2 separate regions of the Homo sapiens genome follow, and region 1 is linked to region 2. The links are chromatin contacts, found by Hi-C or POLR2A ChIA-PET in ENCODE. All regions are on one chromosome and are shown on one strand. Each heading gives the region's core, a stretch centred on a gene start or an enhancer-like site at or near the end of the contact. The rest is flanking DNA. Distances are from core to core; before and after follow the strand shown.

What was found. A loop is a pair of places that touch in the nucleus more often than their neighbours do. ChIA-PET counts read pairs that join two places held with the same protein, here RNA polymerase II (POLR2A). Pooled maps may share reads with other maps.
Region 1: a pooled map shows a loop between it and region 2 (3-fold over the local background). The contact joins two enhancer-like sites. A Hi-C loop is called at or near these places in 9 of 168 maps with a recorded cell type or tissue (Right ventricle myocardium inferior, cardiac septum, endothelial cell of umbilical vein and 2 more) and 8 of 50 pooled maps. POLR2A ChIA-PET finds 5 or more read pairs at or near these places in 2 of 52 experiments (A673 and H1).

Annotation. Positions count from the first base shown.
Region 1 is chr4:16,861,176-16,865,616 of GRCh38, forward strand. The region is part of intron 1 of LDB2 (LIM domain binding 2); the gene reads right to left. Among named protein-coding and RNA genes, the nearest start is that of LDB2, 35 kb to the right of the region's middle. Within about 2 kb of position 1,801, at least 5 of the 41 ENCODE cell types and tissues checked have a DNase peak (open chromatin) inside an H3K27ac peak, as active enhancers do; they include endothelial cell of umbilical vein, where a contact is called at or near this core.
Region 2 is chr4:16,818,361-16,823,100 of GRCh38, forward strand. All of the region lies in intron 1 of LDB2 (LIM domain binding 2), which reads right to left. Among named protein-coding and RNA genes, the nearest start is that of LDB2, 78 kb to the right of the region's middle. RefSeq lists an enhancer at 1-199 and a silencer at 2,910-3,135. Within about 2 kb of position 2,156, at least 2 of the 41 ENCODE cell types and tissues checked have a DNase peak (open chromatin) inside an H3K27ac peak, as active enhancers do; they include endothelial cell of umbilical vein, where a contact is called at or near this core.

The DNA.
Region 1 (4,441 bases), core at 551-3,050, 42 kb after region 2:
GGAAAGTCAAGCACAGGCTTACCAAACTGATCAAAAGAGATGAAAAAGAATGTGATTTTCAGTCAGAACCAGCCAGTTATAGCCCTGAATCACTGCAGGTCAGGGTTTCCCCACCTTGGCAACATTGACCTTGGTGCTGGATGGTTCATGCTGTAGGGGACTGTCCCATGAATTGTCTGCTGCTTGGCAGTATCTCTGTCTTCTACCTATTAGATGCCAATAGTGTCCCCCACCCCAAGTTGTGACAGCCAAAAATGTCTCCAGACTTTGACAAGTGTTCCCTACGGGACCATCACTATACTGCTATAGTTGCTCAAAGAACACAGCAGAAGTAACAATTCTTCAGCTTCCCTGAAGACCAAAGCCTGGCTTAGACTTTCTCCCTTCCCCACAGCTGACTCCATTCCATCTAACCTTCTCGCCAGTCCCAGGCCTCCTTCTAATCACAGGGATTATCACGCCAGTCCGTGCTTTCAAACTCTCAAGGCTTGCCCTCATGGGCTGCAGAATCTCAAATATGGCTTTTTGTGGCCTCCAGCCACGAGTCAGCTAGGTCCTGCTGCCCTAGCCATATGGTAGCAACAGACAGCCGCAGACAAACTACGCCTTGCCAGTCCTCCCTTGCACATGCTGTTCCCCCTGCCTGCAATGCCATTCCTGTCTTCTCAAATAGAAACTGGGCAGATTCATCCTCCCGAACCTATACACCTGCGGGGATACTCCCTAGGTGCTCAAGAGCTATTAGTGGAACTAAATTGACTCTTTGCTCAGATGCCCCAGCCCTTGACCTCAGTCAAGTTACCCAACCCCCTCAGACCTCAGTTTCTTCCTCAGGAAGATGGGTGCAATGATTCCTCCCATACAAGGTTGTGAGAAATAAAGGACATCGAGGCTGCCACACAGTGAATTCTCATCCAAAAGTTATTTTATCTTCCTGTTCCAAGGAGATTATTTTACAAGAATGGGCACAATCTCTGGGCTATATCTTCACATGCTTAGTATACAGAAATAGAACTAAAATCCTTTAAGTCTCTTTCTTTTGAATCCTGAGTAATACATCATTTTTTTCAATTTTTTTTTTTTATTTTTCTCCTAAATATTTGGAAGGAGAAGCCCAAGTTTGATACCAGTGTAAGGATGGAAGCCGTTCTAATCTTACATGAATCAAAGAGCCCTGGCCGGGCGTGCTGGCTTACACCTGTAATCCCAGCACTTTGGGAGGCCAAGGCAGGTGGATCACCTGTGGTCGGGAGTTCAAGACCAGCCTGACCAACATGGAGAAACCCTGTCTCTACTAAAAATACAATATTAGCTAGGCGTGATAGTGGATACCTGTAATCCTAGCTACTTGGGAGGCTGAGACAGGAGAATTGCTTGAACCCCGGAAGTGGAGGTTGCAGTGAGCCGAGATCATGCCATTGCACTCCAGCCTGGGCAACAAGAGTGAAATTCCATCTCAAAAAAAAAAAAAAAAAAAAAAAAAAAAAAAGGAGCCCTCTGGCTCTGGCCCTTGGTGAATTCTCTCTAAATAGCTCTATCTGTGACCACAATGTTTGCAACCATCAGTAGTTTTTAGAAGGTGTCCAGTTTCCCACGGGAATATAAGGAAATTGGAATTATTAAACCAAACGATAAGAGAGATGGGAAGAAAGCCACAGTCCTCCGCCCCCGAAGTCCAGCAAATTTGAACTTCTTTGTGCAACTGTTATAAAGATGCCAAGCCCCTCAGAGATTGGCAATCAGGAAAAGGAAGAGGACGAGGAAAGGAAAGAGCGTCCAGCGAGTCAGAGTCAGCTGAGTAAGGGCGCCATCCATCACCAGTGCTTCCTGGGCAGCCCGCATCGTTGGAGTCACAGAGGGCACGGGCTCCAGCCAGCCAAGGTCAGAGGAAAAAAACAACCTGGGCTTTGCTTTATTAGTTAAGTGAACGAGTCCTTAAGAGTATTGATGTATTGACTAATGATTCCAACATCCAGCCTGCTGAGTGCTCGCATGTTTAAAGGGCAAGAGTTACAAATCAACAACTTATTAATTTAATTCCTCTTTGAAAAGGTGCCAAAGATAGAGAAAGCAGAAAGAGAGGAGAGTTTACCATGTTTTCTGCAATATCACCTCCCCCTTCTCCTCTCTTAGCTAGTGAATAATCATAAACACCAGCTTATTTAAGTGCAGATTCCTGGGCCCCACATTCAGGTATTTGTATTAGGTGATGGTTTGAGCCAGGGAATTTGTATTTCTTTACTTATCACCTCCAGCACCAAGGGATTGTGGTGCAAGTGGGGAGCAAACCATTTTGAGAAACACTATTTGTAAGAGCTGATATCTGTTTTCTCCCACTTGACAGTTACACCCTGCTACATTTCCCAACCCCTCTGCAAGGAGCTGGAGCCAGGTGACTGAGTTTTATACAACAGAGGTGGGTCGGATGTGCAACACTTCCAGGCCTGACTCTAAGACCTCCTCCACCAGACTCACATTCTCTTTTTTTTTTTTTTTTTTTTTTGAGATGGAGTCTCACTCTGTTACCCAGGCTAGAGCGCAGTGGCGCGATCTCGGCTCACTGCAAGCTCTGCCTCCCGGGTTCACGCCATTCTCCTGCCTCAGCCTTCCGAGTAGCTGCGATTACAGGCACCCGCCACCACGCCCGGCTAATTTTTTGTATTTTTAGTAGAGACGGGGTTTTTCCGTGTTAGCCAGGATGGTCTCAATCTCCTAACCTCGTGATCCGCCCGCCTCGGCTTCCCGAAGTGCTGGGATTACAGGCGTGAGCCACCGCGCCTGGCACATTCTCTTCTTGCTTGTTGCCTGGTTGGATGAAGAGGCTTCAAAGGAAGCCCAGCTGCTGATGAGGAGGTCCCTGAATGATTCAGTGATGCAGAATCTCATCCTACTCCCACCTACCTGTACTCTACTGTCATTCACATGAGAGAGAGGGAGAGAGAGAAAAACCACCACCGCCACACCTGCAGCAAAAACCCTTTATTTTATTAAGGCACTGAGATTCAACAGATTTTTTTTCAGTTGCTAGTCTAACCTGGCAAATATACATTACTCTTTTCTATTCTACAATTTTATTAGATCTTCATTCTAAAGATCCAGGGTAAATGTTTTAAGGGCAAAACTAGGAAACAAACACAGGGAAAAATCAAAGAGTGATTCATCACATCAAAATCCAACCCTGCTTTCAGATATGGTAATAAAAACACCTTAAAATAGAATAGGTCTCTTGGACTTTCTTCGCACAGAAAGATGACACCATAGATCTCTGCATGCCTTGGTGCCAAACTAATACAATACAGTAAGTGTAAGACTCGGGTAAAATGTAAAGTAAACACTAAAGATGGGTAGGTCAATTACCCCCAGAGTATTAATTAAAGGCCCTTCTCAGGCCACTAGAAATACAAAGGAATCTGTCACAGAGACAAGAAAAGGGAACTGCAACCAACTCTTAAGAAATAGCCCATACCGGTTGGGCGCAGTAGCTCACCCCTGTAATCTTAGCACTTTGGGAGGCCGAGGTGGATGGATCACCTGAGGTCAGGAGTTCGAGACCAGCCTGGCCAATATGGTGAAACCCTGTCTCTACTAAAAATACAAAAATTAGCTGGGCGTGGTGGCGGGCGCCTGTAATCCCAGCTACTTGGGAGGCTGAGGCAGGAGAATCACTTGAACCCAGGGGGCAGAGGTTGCAGTGAGCAGAGATCATGCCACTTCACTCCAGCCTGGGCAAAAGAGAGAAAAATCCATCTAAAAAGAAAAGAACAAAAATAGTCCATACCATATACCGGCCAGGCGCGGTGTGGCTCACACCTATAATCCCAGCACTTCGGGAGGCCGAAGTGGGCAGATCACTTGAGGTCAGGAGTTAAGAGACCTACCCACCTGGCCAACATGGTGAAACCCCGTCTCGTCTAAAAATACAAAAAATTAACTGGGCTTGGTGGTGTGAGCCTGTAGTCCCAGCTCCTAGGGAGGCTGAGGCAAGAGAATCACTTGAAGCTTGGGGGTGGAGGTTGCAGTAAGCAGAGACAGCGCCACTGCACTCTACCCTGGGTGACAGAGCTAGGCTCTATCTCAAAAAAAGAAAGAAACAAAGAGCCCATACCTAGAGTTTACATGGTCATCTTCACACCTCCCTGGGCTCCAGTGACCAGTATTCAGAAATCACTGCCCTCAGCCCTATTGCAGGAAGCCTCTGCATTCTTCACAGGAAGGAAAAATAAGCATGGGAACGTTCCCTGCGACCAGCTTGATGCACAGGGGCTCGGGCTGCGCTGGCAGCAGTCTCAGCTCCACAAGCCCTGCTGGAGATGGCACTAAGGGCACCTCCTCACACCAGCTCCTGTGATCATGAGGATGCCCCAGCCTCCAAGAGAAGGGCCATTTTCCGTCTGGTAAATGTGTCCATGTCCCTTTCTGTGGAGAAAAAAGCATCTCCAAC
Region 2 (4,740 bases), core at 906-3,405:
AGAACGCAAAGAGAGGGGAAATGGACCACATTCTCAATGGGAGAACTGTCAATGAATCTGTGATCATCCTACTCTGCCACACCAGGTATTATAGAGAAAGTTAACATTCTGGCAATTGAGTCAAAATACAATATTTTGAATTTGTTGATCATTTGTTGTTCTTTATTTTCCTTCATTGACTTCTTTTATAAGTAAAATAGAAGAACGTGAGCCAGGAATTATGTTAGGCATTTCATTCCTGTTGTCTCAATGACCACCTACCAGGGCTATGGTGAGGCTTGTTACGATGAGGGTTTAAATCCCTCTATAAAAAATAAGTACAGTAAGGCTTAAAGAGGTTAGAGAATCTACCCAATGAAGCACCTGGATTCAGCTCCAAGAAGGAAGTTGTATATATTTTTTCTCTTTGACTAAACTGTAGTTTCTTCTTATTGTATAGGACCATTGATGGGGATAAAGACAGTATGTTAACTATCACACTCAATTTCAAGACAGGGTTACTTGAATTTAGTATGAGCTAGGCAGTGTTGCTGCTCTCTCTGGATTTTGGTCTTCCAATCTATAGAGTAAATGGTTTGGGCCAGATTATTGTTTTCTGAATGTGACTTGAAATCAGTGTATTGTATAAAGGCAAAGCCAACATTTTTTAAACAAAGTAATAGAAAGTAAAGTACATCTCATGCAGAAAGAATGAGTACTGCTTGTGAATCTTTCGTTTCAGTTGTGGTTGCTTGTGTGTGTGTGTGTGTGTGTGTGTGTGTGTGTGTACAGGTCTATGTCATACAAGTGCATTTCTTGCTATAGGTTACAGATAGAAAAGTGTGAAGGCCACTGGGCTAGGTGACCTTTTATGATTCTTTCTAAATTAAAAGAAATAATTCTGGGAACATTCATAATTTCTATCATAATTTTGTATAAAACAGAGGCTATATCTAATTCATTTCGAACAAGACCCTGAATAAAATGGCCATTTGTTAGGTTATATCTGACATATTTATCAGTTCATATTTTATTATTCAAACCCCAAAAACATTCAGTACTTTAGGTCAGATTTTGGTCAAAGAAGAACCCTCCCTGAACCTCACTTTCCTGCACTCAGGAAAAAAAAAAAAAAAAAAAAGAAATTTCTGCACAGAAAATATTCCCAAGACCCAGGTCATGTATTTTGTATTCATTTCAAGCAGTATTTTTTTTTTAATGAAATTGTACTCTCTAAAAAGCATTAGAACCATCCTTCCAATTTGAGATGTAACACAATTCAATTTTTATTAAATATAATGATGTCTAGAAATTAAACCTCAAGGGAATATTTTAAAACACAAGTGTGAGCAATATCATACATTGCTAAATTAACTCAGAGGATACCATCTGCAAAATTAAAGCAGCGATCTAGGGATTCAAGTGTTGGAATTGGGGACTGAAGGAGGTGAATGAATCAGTTTCCTTTTGCACTGAAATTCCATGATTCAGCAGTTCTACAAATGTTGACAAGCACCTATTTGGAAGTATTAAGAGTCAACATAAATTGCGGATGACCTTGTTTCTCTGATCCTCTGGATTCTGTTGGTCAGAATGTGGGACCAAGTAATTTTTCTCCTCTCAAATCTAAAATAATGCAGACTCTTTCCTGTGTAGTCAGCCAACAAGCATGATATATTTTTTGCTCTACGTGCAGAAGTACTTTATGCTGCAAAATATTAATTTCTAAAATTGTGAGAAATTGGCACTCAAGTAAATAGTACATGAGGAATAAAGTTCAAATGGACTTTTGGGGAAAATGTAAGATATTGTTTACTCAAAAAATTTAGAAATGATGTGACCAAATATCGTCTTAGACTTTTAAATTTCTTTTCTGATTTCAATTTTTGCATGATAATACATTCATGGGGGGGTAGTTTAGTATTTTTAAAGCACTTTTTATTATTCATTTATTCAAAAATATTTATTGGGGATCTACTTTCTGTTGGGCACTGCTCACTGCTCTTGTTATTGGTGAACAAGAGCAGGTTCCCTGGAGTTTACAGCTTAGCTGAGGGGGAAGACAAGGGAGGAACAAGAAAACAAAGGAACACGATCACTGCAGATTGTGATAAGTGTTATAGAGGGGGAAAAACCGTCAGTGATGACTTCAGCAGTGCAGGTCAAGGGAACATCGAAGGAAGTGACATTTGGGCTGAGATCTGAATGGCAGGAAGGAGTCAGCCCCATACCGGGCAGAGCTTTCCTGGCAGTGAACTTGTTAGGGCAGAGGCTCCAGAGGAAATACGCCTGGCATGTTCTCTGTAAAGAAGCTCATGTGTACCACGCTTTCTCTTCATGTGAATATGCAGCATTTAAAGAGCTTGTTCTTCATGCTTTTAACTCTAATCCCTTTTGTTCCAAATTTTGAGAGAAAAAAAAACAGAGAACAGAAGGAAAATAGAGTAAAATTTTTCTGCACAGTACATACTCAAAATGGTCCGACAATATTTCAATCTTATTTTTAAAGTCACTTTAGGACAAAGATCAGAATGATAATGTTTAATGGTATAAGGGATGTTTCCCCCACCGCTCCCCAAAAGCCTAATTTCTCTAAATGGCAAATTTCCATTGGCAATGGTCTTATCACATACTAAATGTTTACAGTTTTTTTTAACTTTTTATTATGAGTTGATAATTTTTAAATGGATTGACCACTCATCAATTGCTTTACAGCTATAAAAGAAAAATACTCATTATTTTTTGACAGTAGAGAATGTGCAAAGTTGGAGCTAATTTTCTGCAAAATATTTTACCCATTTGGCACCTTCTTCCGTGTTAAATTGTCTCGCTTTCTCGCTCCGTCATCATTCCCACTCAATCTAAAGACAGGGAAGGTTTGGAAGCAATTAACATAAAGGAAGCATTGATCTAGCTATCCTGAGAGTTTCAGTGCAAGTTTTGGTATCAAGAGTGTTATTTTTATTTTGTTTTTCAAAAAGGTAGAAAAGAGCTCATAGCCTCTTAAACCACTAGCCGTCTACATGGAATATTTGAATTTTTTTTTTATTTTTTTTTTTTTGGAGACGGAGTCTCGCTCTGTCGCCCAGGCTGGAGTGCAGTGGCGCCATCTCGGCTCACTGCAAGCTCCACCTCCCGGGTTCACGCCATTCTCCTGCCTCAGCCTCCCGAGTAGCTGGGACTACAGGCGCCCGCCACCACGCCCAGCTAATTTTTTTTTTTTGTATTTTTAGTAGAGACGAGGATTCACCGTGTTAGCCAGGATGGTCTCAATCTCCTAATCTCGTGATCTGCCCACCTCGGCCTCCCAAAGTGCTGGGATTACAGGCGTGAGCCACCGCGCCCGGCCGGAATATTTGAATTTTATCCTTGGTACCTGAAAATGGAAACCATTCCAACATTAAAGCAAAAAAAAAAAAAAAAAAAAAAAATCAGGAATTTATAAGGTAAAGCCACTGGGCAAATCGCCCAGGTTCTCTAAGCCTCATTTTCTACAGTGAAACTAGTGGCCTCTATGATTAAATAATGAACGTGAGAGCTGGAAGGAAGGACTCCTGGAACCCATCTCAGTTTAGAGGTTTTGAACAGTTTTCTTTTTCTGGAATGTTCACACTCACTTTTTCCACCTAACAAATTTCCCAAGAGCTTTCAGCTGAGCAGGCTTAGCCCCAGAGAGACCTAGACTCATATCTTAGCTCTGCTACTTAGTAGCTTATCACCTCAAGGTCTCATTTGTAAAATGGACATCAAAAGAAGGCTTACTAGGATTGTTAAAAAAAAAAAAAAGTTGACTGAGATAATTCATATATACTTGCCTATGTACAGCTCAGCTGCTATCTGTGTCTAGGGTCTGCCACCATGAATATTAACTATTATTTTTACAGTAGATATTCTTTTATCTGATATAAAATGGCCTGGTAGTAGGTAGGCTAATAGACCATTGGTTAAAGCAGAGATAGCATGACTAATGGCCATAAGCTTAGGGCACAAACAATGTTTTACAGAGGAAAGAAAGCATGTCAGCTAACCTAGAGAGTATGTCAAGTGGAGGATGTCTTTAAGAGTGTCCACGGAATTTTTTTTAGGTCTGAGTTTAAATATTTCCTCTCAGGGGTCTGGTCTTCCCATACTCTCTACATAATCTTAGTTTTCTCTGTCATGTGCTGTTGTATTATTATTATTATTTTTCTTTTTGAGACAGAGTCTTGCTCTTTCGCCCTGGCTGGAGTGCTACAGTGGCACGATCTCGGCTCACTGCAACCTCTGCCTCCTGGTGTGATTCTCGTGCCTCAGCCTCCCAAGTAGCTGGAAATTACAGGCACGTGCCACCACGCCCGGCTAATTTTTTGTATTTTTAGTAGACACAGGGTTTCACCATGTTGGCCAGGCTGGTCTTGAACTCCTGACCTCAAGTGATCCACCCGCCTCAGCCTCCCAAAGTGCTGAGATTACAGGCATGCACCACCGTGCCCGACCACGTGCTCTTATATTAACAACCAGTATTTACTAAGCACATACTATGTGCCAGGAGATAGTCTACATATTCCATGTCTATTAGTATTCTTAATACTTGCAGGACCCCAATTAAGCAGGTGTTGGTGTTTTCCTCAAGTTCACACAGCTGATCAAATCAGTGAGGGCTGTGACCCTAGATAGCCTAGCTGCAGAGTCAGTGAAGAGAATAACTACATAGCCCTGCTAACTCATCATGTCCGGCACTCCTCCTGCCAGGATTCACAGCACACTTGATATAAGCACAAT